Linked DNA regions of Homo sapiens: region 2 is linked to region 1. Evidence: chromatin loops called from intact Hi-C (ENCODE). Cell type or tissue: PC-3. All regions are shown on one strand. Each heading gives the region's core, and the rest is flanking DNA. Links, peaks and the distances in the headings are about the cores only. Region 1 overlaps TMEM41B (transmembrane protein 41B). Region 2 overlaps IPO7 (importin 7).

Region 1 (5,381 bases), core at 310-5,309:
CCTTCTTTTGTAGCCATTAAGGCAGGAACAACACTGTATCAACTTACAACAGCAGGAGAAGCTGTTTCCTGGAACTCAATATTTATTCTGATGATCTTGGCTGTTCTTTCTATTCTGCCAGCCATCTTCCAAAAAAAACTAAAGCAGAAATTTGAGTAAAAATAATCATCTGATTTTTAGTTTTGCTGTCATCACCATCTCAGGATTAACAGGTGCATCCATTTATGTTTTAAAATCACCTCTTCAGTAATTAAACAAGGAATTTGTAAAATAAAATTTCCTATCAGATAGTTAAAGTAATACATTTAAGTGACAAGGGGAGAAGAAAGTAAAAATGGAAATTGGTATACTGTGAAAAGTGCTATCAATAGTTAAGGTAGACATCTTAGACATCTTATAAATTATTATACCAAGGGTAGCTGTAGATAATAGTAGTGTGGTAGGAAATTGTTGATCCAGCTAATTCATTCAATTTAATTGAATATTTTTTATCTTTAATAACTAAAATAGATATTTTTAAATTCTAGATTTTTTAAAGTAGTGTTGCAGGTTTTGTTAATGTTAGGCTTTTTTCAGAGCATAAACTGGAAAACTTAAAAAGAGATTTACATTTTCTTCCTCTTTTTTTTTTTTTTTTTTTTTCTGTTTTGAGACGGAGTCTAGCTCTGCCGCCCAGGCTGGAGTGCAGTGGCGCGATCTCCACTCACTGCAAGCTCCACCTCCTGGGTTCACGCCATTCTCCTGTCTCAGCCTCCTGAGTAGCTGGGACTACAGGCGCCCGCCACCATGCCCAGCTAATTTTTTTGTATTTTTAGTAGAGACGGGGTTTCACCGTGTTAGCCAGGATGGTCTCGATCTCCTGACCTCGTGATCTGCCCGCCTTGGCCTCCCAAAGTGCTGGGATTACAGGCGTGAGCCACCGCGCCTGGCCCATTTTCTTCCTCTTTTGAGGTAATGGATTTGTTTGGAGATGGCATGTTAGTAGACGACTGAATATGGAAAGGATATCAAGTTATCTATTTTGTTAATTTTATTTTTGTTTTTTATCATCTAGATTTTTATCATGGATTAGTCTGAAATTTAAAGTTCTGGCCAGTCGGTTTTCTTTCATCTTGTAGTTTTTACAGTATTTCCACTGTGCATATGCAAAATGGGTATTACATAACTGTATCATATTTGGTATTGATAATTTTTTTTTTTTTTGAGACGGAGTCTTGCTGTTGCCCAGGCTGGAGTGGAGTGCGTGGTGTGATCTCGGCTCACTGCAAACTCCGCCTCCTGGGTTCAAGCGATTCTCCTGGCCCAGCCTCCTGAGTAGCTGGGATTACAGGTGTGTGCCACCGTGCCCAGCTAATTTTTGTGTTTTTAGTAGAGACGGGGTTTCACCATGTTGGCCGGGCTGGTCTTGAACTCCTGACCTCAGGCTATATGCCCACTTCCACCTCCCAAAGTGCTGGGATTACAGGCATGAGCCACTGTGCCCAGCCTGGTATTGATAATTTATATTCAGATAATTTGTTATGGCTCTTTAATATCCCACAAGGGGCTCTAAAAAGCAAACATTCAAGAGTATGTAGTTTTTAGACATTAAGTTAATTATTTTAAACAGTGACAGCAAAACACAAGTGATTAAATATAGTTTATTTGTTCCAATGACTAAATTTTACCTCATTTATTAATCTGGTCATTAAGGAATATATTTAATAATATTATGTAATTATTCTTTTTATGCATGATACACCTAGAAAAATGCCTTTTGTTTCTATTGATGGCTTTGTTGTTTGGAGCTACTTTTGATTACTTATTGCAGTTTCCCAATTTAGTCTTTACTTTATCTAACTCACAAAGTAAAATTAACTGATCACATGGCAACTACTGTATTTAAATAGTTCTGGAAAAATGAAAGTGCTTTTTGCTGCTTGGTAAATGGGTAATGCCCTTGATTCCTTGACTGTAGGACATAGCTGATCTAAAGTACTCTGTCAGTTTTACCTTCACCCATGACTGTTATTAGTTGTCAAAGTTGAAAAGTACTTTAGCTGTGAGAAATCCTTGTATGTTTTTATTATAAGAGGTATAATCATCCTCAAAGCCTGTTTTTATTACATGATGTGGACTGATTATTTTTTCTATCACAGTGTTAACAGATGGATTTTATTGTAAATACAAAGAAAACATATTGATTATTGTAGTATTCTTATGTCACCTGGCCTTTTGCGTGAGATTATTTATTATTTCTAGCAAGGCTTTCTTCCTTTCTTATTGCCCAGAGACTGACTGATACATCTTTTGTTATTTTTACACATAAATTAAACATAGCCTTTTTGGACAAATTCACTAAATATTAATGTATAAAATGTAATTGAGTAAATTTTTATCAGAATTTTAAAAATAAAAGAGCTTAGACTCAGTAGAACTCAGTAGAAGCTTCACTATTTACTCCAGCGTGTGTAAATTGTACTTACTCTATTCTCAGAGTATATTTACTGTCCTTACCATTGATTCTTTCCCTTTGCTAATTTTTTTTTTTGTTAATGGTAGCTGCGACTTTAGGTGGGGTATATTTTCTTCTCCTAAGAGAATAGACAGTTTTTCCAGATTCATCATCATTGACTGTCAAGAAAGGACCCTTCAGCAAGGCTGTACCCTCAATGCAGTTGATGGCCTGTCTTCACGGATTTACAGACTTGGCCTGATGCCCATGTAAATTCAAGCTTTGGCTTGTGGTAACAACCACAAGAAGACAAGCATCTGTGGTGCGGAGGCAAGCAGGCTAACTAGGAGTTGACAAGCTAAGAAAGTGAAACTGTTCTTTCTTAGTTAACTGTCTTTCTCTGGAGCTCTGTTATTTTGAGTATAATATTTCCATGACACTTAGTAAATGCAAGCTAAAATGTAATAATAATAAATTGTATTGGAGAAACCTAAATGTCACATTTGGGATTTATTTCATGGAAGTACTTACATTAAAAAACTCTGGCCGAGCAAGGTGGCTCACGCCTGTAATCCCAGCACTTTGGAAGGTCGAAGCAGGTGGATCACCTGCAGTCAGGAGTTCAAGACCAGCCTGGCCATCACAGTGAAACCCCGTCTCTACTAAACATATGAAAAATTAGCCAGGTGTGGTGGCACACGCCTATAGTCCTAGCTACTTGGGAGGCTGAGGCAGAAGAATTGCTTGAACCCAGAAGGTGGAGGTTGCCATGAGATGAAATTGTGCCACTGCATTCCAGCCTGGGCAACAGAGCCAGACTCTGTCTCAAAAAACTAAAAACAAACTCTTCGTTGAATAAAAGTATATTCTTAAATTTCGATGTACATTTTCACCACTAAGAACAATGAAATGGCCGGGCACGGTAGCTCACACCTGTAATCCTAGCACTTCCAGAGGCCAAGGTGGGTGGATCACCTGAGGTCAGGAGTTCGAGACCAGCCTGGCCAACATGGAGAAACCCCGTCTCTACTAAAAATAAAAAATTAGTTGGGTGTGGTGGTGTGCACCTGTAATCCCAGCTACTTGGGAGGCTGAGGCAGGAGAGTCGCTTGAACGCGGGAGGCAGAGGTTGTAGTGAGCCAACATCACACCAGTGTACTACAGCCTGGGTGACAAAGTGAGACTCCATCTCAAAACAGGCCAGGCGCGGTGGCTCACGGCTGTAATCCCAGCACTTTGGGAGGCCGAGGCGGGTGGAGACAAGGTCAGGAGATTGAGACCATCCTGGCTAACATGGTGAAACCCCGTCTCTACTAAAAATACAAAAAATTAGCCCGGTGTGGTGGCGGCCGCCTGTAGTCCCAGCTACTAGGGAGGCTGAGGCAGGAGAATGGCATGAACCCGGGAGGCGGAGCTTGTAGTGAGCCGAGATGGCGCCACTGCACTCCAGCCTGGGCGAGAGTACGAGACTGTATCAAAAAAAAAAAAACAACAAAATATTTAAAAATTGTTTTTTTGAGGTGGAGTGTCTCTCTGTCGCCCAGGCTGGAGTGCAGTGGCGCCATCTCGGCTTATTGCAGACTCCGCCTCCCGGGTTCACGCCATTCTCCTGCCTCAGCCTCCCGAGGAGCTGGGACTCGCGCCTGCCACCTTGCCCGGCTGGTTTTTCGCACTTTTAGTAGAGACGGGGTTTCATCGTGTTAGCCAGGATCGTCTCGATCTCCTGATTTCGTGATCCGCCCGCCTCGGCCTCTCAAAGTCCTGGGATTACAGGCGTGAGCCACGGTGCCTGGCTAAAATATTTAAAACTTGTAATTGTTGGCTTTTGAGGTTTTTTTTTTTTTTTTTGGAGACAGAGTTTCGCTTTCGTTGCCCAGGCTGGAGTGCAACGGTGCGATCTTGGCTCACTGCAACCTCTGCCTCCCAGGTTCAAGCGATTCTCCTGCCTCAGCCTCCGGAGTAGTTGGGATTACAGGCACGTGCCACCCACCACACTCAGCTAATTTTGTATTTTTAATAGAAATGGGGTTTCTCCACGTTGGTCAGACTGAACTCCCGACCTCAGGTGATTCACCCTCCTAGGCCTCCCAAAGTGTTGGGATTACAGGCGTGAGCCACCAAGCCCAGCCGGCTTTTGAAGATTCTAAAGCAATTTAAATTGTTTAGGTAAGGCCGGGCACAGTGGCTCAGGACTGTAATCCCAGCACTTTTGGAGGCCAAGATGGGCAGATTACCTGAGGTCAGGAGTTTGAGACCAGCCTGGCCAACATGGTGAAACCCTGTCTCTACTAAAAATAACAAAAATTAGCTGGACGTGGTGGCTCACGCCTGTAGTCCCAACTACTCAGGAGGCTGAGGCAGGAGAATTGCTTGAAACCAGGAGGCGGAGTTTGCAGTGAGCACCACTGCACTCCAGCCTGGGCAACAGTGTGAGACCTTGTCGCTAAATAAATAGTTGAGGTAAGTAAATATTTCCTTTTTTTTTTTTTTTTGAGACGGAGTTTCGCTCTCATTGCCCAGGCTGGAGTGCAATGGCGTGATCTCGGCTCACCGCAACCTCCGCCTCCCAGGTTCAAGCAATTCTCCTGCCTCAGCCTCCCGAGTAGCTGGGATTACAGGCATGCACCACCACGCCTGGCTAATTTTGTATTTTTATAGTAGAGACGGGGTTTCTCCATGTTGAGGCTGGTCACGAACTCCGGACCTCAGGTGATCCGCCCGCCTCAGCCTCCCAAAGTGCTGGGATTACAGGCGTGAGCCACCGCGCCTGGCCAAGTAAATATTTCTAGTACATACAATGAGTTGTTTATGAAGGAATCTTTTTAAAGTTCTCTGGCTTTTTGAAAATGTGTATAATCAAAAGGGCTGAAGCTTTCCTGATAATCATTCGGTGGTCATAGTTAAGATGTTTAGAAGATACATCTCATTGCAGTTTTCAGTATTCTCA
Region 2 (5,381 bases), core at 240-5,239, 130 kb before region 1:
CAAGATCTAAAATAATCACTTGGCCTAAAATCTTTTTTTCTAATACTAATGACCTATATGAACTATAATCTGCTTAAATATGCAACAATGAAATAGGTGAGTGTGAATCCCCCAAAACACACTGATTAAAGAAGATCACATGAAATTCCAATGAATTCTTCTTAAAGAATCAGAGGAAGTTAATCAAGAGCCTAAATTAAGATAAAAATTCACAGAAAAAAAAGCCACAAGTAATAAAGAGCTTTAATCCTCAATGTATTCTGATCACCTTCACATTTTAGAAAAACTTACCTGAAGGACTTTTATCAGCACACATTGAGGAGGCCGTCTTTAGAGACAACTTAGTTTTTGAATAGGTAAAGAGACGGTGATTAAGAAAAAAGGGTGCAAGGAGTTTCTTAGTAGAATAAAGAAAAGCAACTGCGGAGTTAGAATGCTATGTCAAAAAGAAAATAATAAATTGAAATTACCATATAATTCACTAATTTTATTATCTATGCTAAATATAATTTTACATGTTCAAATTGGCTTAAATTTTCCCAACTTTTCCTACTTCTCAAAGCTCTATAGGAGTTGAAAGAAACACTTACTCATAATTTTTCACAAGCTGATAAAGGCAAAGAAGAATTCCTAGCCAACAAGCACTGTTATCGGACTGAAGATAAAAGCCAATTTTGTCCACAATGGCAGTCCAGCGGCTTGGATAATCATGTTTGATGATGTGATGAATGCATGTAGTAAGCTGTACCCTGGAAGCCAAAAAAAAACAGTAAGGAAAAAATCCTAACTAGGTAAGATTTTGCTAACCCATAGAAAGGAAAATAGCTGTTTAGACAAAATCTAATTTCAAAATAACCCAGTGATTTTAGATGTACACAGAATATATATGATTCAGAATAAGTCACTGAGCAAACGAAAACCAGCAAATGTTACAAATACAGGTGTTTTATTTTTCATTCCTATCATCAATAAACAAGTTTCATTTGAGAACATCAATTAGGCTGGGTGCGGTGGCTCACACCTGTAATCCCAACACTTTGGGAGGCCCAGGCGGGAAGATCACAAGGTCAAGGGATCAAGACCATCCTGGCCAACATGGTGAAACCCCATCTCTACTAAAAACACAAAAATTAGCTGGGCCTGGTCGTGCACACCTGTAATCCCAGCTACTCCGGGGGCTGAGGCCACTGTGCCCGGCCCACAAGTTTTATATGAAGTTTTTGGTTTCGTCAATGTGAAATCAAACTGTAGTAAGAAAACAAATTACAGGCCAGGCATGGTGGCTCACACCTGTAATCACAGTACTTTGTGAGGCCTAGGCAGGTGGATCACTTGAGGTCAGGTGTTCCAGACCAGCGTGGCCAACATGGTAAAACCTCGTCTCTACTAAAAATACAAAAATTAGCCAGGGATGCTGGTGCACGCCTGTAATCCCAGCTACTCGGGAGACTGAGGCAGGAGGATTGCTTGATCCCAGGAGTCAGAGGCTGTAGCGAGCCGAGATTGCGCCACCTCACTCCAGCCTGGGTGACAGAACAAGACTCAATCTTAAAAAAAAAAAAATGACTAAGGCATTCTCCTACAACAGCATCTGTTGGGTAAGTTTTCTGCTACAAAAAAAACAGGCCTATATGTTCTGAAAAGCCCCCAAAAGCCCCCCAGAAAAGCCGGGTGCAGTGGTTCACGCCTGTAATCCCAGCACTTTGGGAAGCCGAGGCAGTTGGATCACGAGGTCAGGAAATCGAGACCATCCTCGCCAACATGGTGAAACCCTGTCTCTACTAAAAATACAAAAATTAGCTGGGCGTGGTGCCATGTGCCTGTAATCCCAGCTACTCGTGGAGCTGAGAGGCAGGAGAATTGCTTGAACCTGGGAGGCGGAGGCTGCAGTGAGCAAGGATCGTGCCACTGCACTCCAGCCTGGCCACAGAGGGAAAGTCCATCTCAAAAAAAAAAAAAAAAAAAAAAAAAACCAAAAAACAAAAAACCCTGAAAGTTACACACCTGCAGAAATGGGTAAATTTTAAAAATACATACCTGATGAGCTCAGGAGAATGGATAATGGCTTCTACAATATTTTCTCGAATACAATGGCGATCTTCTTCTGGAATAGTATAAGGGGATATATCCCCTGGTGCTGTTTCTCGATCAGGCCAATACTGTGTTATCATATTTTTCAGATAGATAACACCTAAAATACAGATCAGTTTGACAAAAGAATGTTTACTGTGAAAGTACTGTGAAAATCCCACAAGTGTCCATACCTCAAGTATTTCTTTCACACTACCGTTTGTAAAGCTATGCTTTCATTAACAAAATACTACATTCAATTATTTTTAAAGTTGATAATGCACAAATTGAACACTGTTACAGCAATCAAGCACAAAGTTATTACGAATCACACAGCATAAGAAAACTCTGCAAATAAACAACCCCAGAGAAAACTGTTTTTTTTTAACGTCACAACACTTTTAACCCTGTTTTCTACAGGAGAGTTAAATTAAATCAAATCAGTTTTCTAAATGAAGCCTCTAAAGACAAAACCATCATACATATCCCAACATAGCTTCTACAACTAATCACACAAAGGTAATAAAAAAACCAGTTCTTATCACAGAAAAATAATAGCATATAAAGGTTCTTAATCTATAAATTTAAGTATTTCAATCCCATACCACTTCAAATTCAAATTATGTTATGGGAGAATTTACTGTGTTCAGAAATTACAGATTGCTATTTTTCTGTCAGTTATCATACTGCTACCTTTGCACATTGCTATTTGACAAAAGTTAACAAACTGATGAAGTGGTAAAATCCAGGCTGCTAGCAAAGCTTTTTACCCAGCACTTTCAGAGAGTGGGGGAGAACAGAGTCACAAATCTGTAAGATGTACTGTAAAGGGAAACTGTCCAAAATTAATTCTTAAATTCTGCAAAACACTCGATCTTCTCTAATTAGCAATTCTTATCTCAAGTCCTGTACTTATTTGAACAAGGATAACCGACAGAAATAGGATTTTTATATTCTAGTTTGCTTTAATTTAGGAATTAAATATTCCATATTATAGTAATTCAAATAGATTAAGATTATATATTAAAATACCCCTCAACAAGGTATTTTTATGAGATGGAGTCTTGCTCTGTCACCAGGCTGGAGTGCAGTGGTGCGATCTCGGCTCACTGCAACCTCTGACTCCCTAGTTCAAGCGATTCTCCTTGCCTCAGCCTCCCGAGTAGCTGGGTTTACAGGCATGCACCACCATGCCCAGGTAATTTTTGTATTTTTAGTAGAGACAAGGTTTCACCATGTTGGCCAGGATGGTGTCGCTCTCCTGACCTCGTGATCCACCCACTTCGGCCTCCCAAAGTTCTGGGATTATAGGCGTGAGCCAAGGTTTTAAAATAAACTACACCTACAATAAAGAATCAAATAGGACCAACAAAGTCCAGGTTATTACTACTACAGAATTTTGGTTCTTTTTCTCCAAAACAGAATAGAGACCAATACTAAGACCACACAACAGTCCCAATGTCTCTGGATGCAACCTCTGAATACTTCCATTCTAAGTAAAGAATGGAATATATGCTTATGTGATTCGGAATTTTAAACATTTTTTGCCCCAACAATACAGAATTTGGAATTGCACTGTAAGGATCTCATGATTCAGTCTACTCTAGCCAGAATGCTTGAGCAAAGACAGAATGAACTAATCATTCGAAATCCAGCAGATGAAACCACCATATGCCATGCACTACAGAAATCTCATTCAATTATTCCAAGAACATAATTTTTTTTTCTTTTTTGAGAAAGGGTCTCACTCTGTTTCCCAGACTGGAGTACAATGGCACAATCTCAGCTCACCACAACCTCCATCTCCCAGGCTCAAGCGATTCTCCTGCCTCAGCCTCCTGAGTAGCTGGGATTACAGGTGCATGCCACTACCACCCGGCTAATTTTTTTGTATTTTTAGTAGAGACAGGGTTTCACCATGTTGACCAGGCTGGTCTTGAACTCCTGACTTCAAATGATCCCCCATCTACGGCCTTCCAAAGTGCTGGGATTACAGGTGTGAGCCACCGTGGCCAGCCCCAAGTATATAACTTTTAAATTAATGATATTTTAAATTTTTTGACCAATTCCATAGTTTAACTCCTTCCAATTGTGTACACACTAAAACAATTTCCCAGTGTAATTTGTTTTTCTAATACACATAACCAAGTCTCTAGAATTTATTAATATCACTCCTAAAGGTCAAACACTTAACTTCTTAGTAAAAATTTGGATTTAAAGGCAGACTCTTATCTAAAAACGGGAAAATGTGAGCTTCACTAGTAAAAGATAAATGAGACTTGAATATATATAAAAAAGAAACAAGACCAGGCACAGTGGCTCACGTCTTTGATCCCAGCACTTTGGAAGGCTGAGGCGAGAGGATCACTTGAGGTCAGCAATTCAAGACCAGCCATAGTGGCTAACGCCTGTAAAGCTCAATACTTTGGAAGCCGAAACCAGCCGGGGAAACACAGTGAGACCCCGTCTCTACTAAAAAAAAAAAAAAAAAAAAAAAAAAAAGACCAGCCTCAGCAACATAGTGAGATTCCATCTCTACAAAATAAAATAATTAGATGGGTGTAGTGACACATGCCTGCAGCCCCAGATGTTTGGCAGGCTAAAGTAGAAAGATTATTTGAGCCCAGAAGTTTGAAGATTCAATGAGCTATAACTGAGTCACTGCACCCCGGCCTGGGCAAGGATCAAGACCCTGTGGAAGACAGGAAAGGAAGGAAGAGAAGGAGGGAAAGGAGGAAGGGAAGGAAGAAAGGAAGGGAAGGGAGGGAAAGGAGACAATAAAAATTACCCTTTTCTATTAAATTAGAAATATTTACAAAAAGATTTACTGCTGACCAGGGAGTTCAGTCATTTACATAAAATTGTTTGCTTTTAAAGAAGTCATGGCCAGGCATGGTGGCTCACGCCCATAATCCTAGCACTTTGGAAGGCCCAGGAAGGCAGATCACTTGAGCTCACAAGCTTGAGACCAGCCTGGACAATATGGCAGGACGCCATCTCTACAAAAAATACAACAATTATCAGGGCATGATGGTACGTGCCTACAGTCCCAGCTACTCAGGAGGCTGAGGTGGGAGGATGGCTTGAGCCTGGGAGGCAGAGTTTACAGTGAGTCAAGATGAGGCTACTGAGGGCCGGGGGCGGTGGCTCACGCCTGTAATCCCAGCACTTTGGGAGGCAGAGGCAGGGCAGATCACGAGGTCAGGAGATGGAGACCATCCTGGCTAACACGGTGAAACCCCATCTCTACTAAAAATACAAAGAATTAGCCGGGCGTGGTGGCGGGCGCCTATAGTCCCAGCTACTCGGGA

What was found. Hi-C counts contacts between places; a loop is a spot of excess contacts. Peaks named below come from ENCODE experiments on the same cell type or tissue, not always from the same donor. Only the 100,000 strongest peaks of a DNase experiment are listed, where the experiment ranks them.
Region 2: it touches region 1 in a loop (2.8-fold over the local background); 3 of 110 quality-filtered maps call a loop at or near these places.

What each region holds. Positions count from the first base shown.
Region 1 is chr11:9,278,202-9,283,582 of GRCh38, reverse strand. TMEM41B (transmembrane protein 41B) reads left to right here. Exons shown (of 7, transcript NM_015012.4): 7 at 1-2,929. The coding sequence ends at 159. Among named protein-coding and RNA genes, the nearest start is that of TRL-CAA5-1, 5.6 kb to the right of the region's middle. In PC-3, for the core only: no CTCF peak of the experiment used is centred there; a DNase peak (open chromatin) is centred at 2,732.
Region 2 is chr11:9,405,296-9,410,676 of GRCh38, reverse strand. IPO7 (importin 7) reads right to left here. Exons shown (of 25, transcript NM_006391.3): 3 at 2,038-2,191; 4 at 591-749. Among named protein-coding and RNA genes, the nearest start is that of SNORA23, 21 kb to the left of the region's middle. In PC-3, for the core only: no CTCF peak of the experiment used is centred there; no DNase peak of the experiment used is centred there.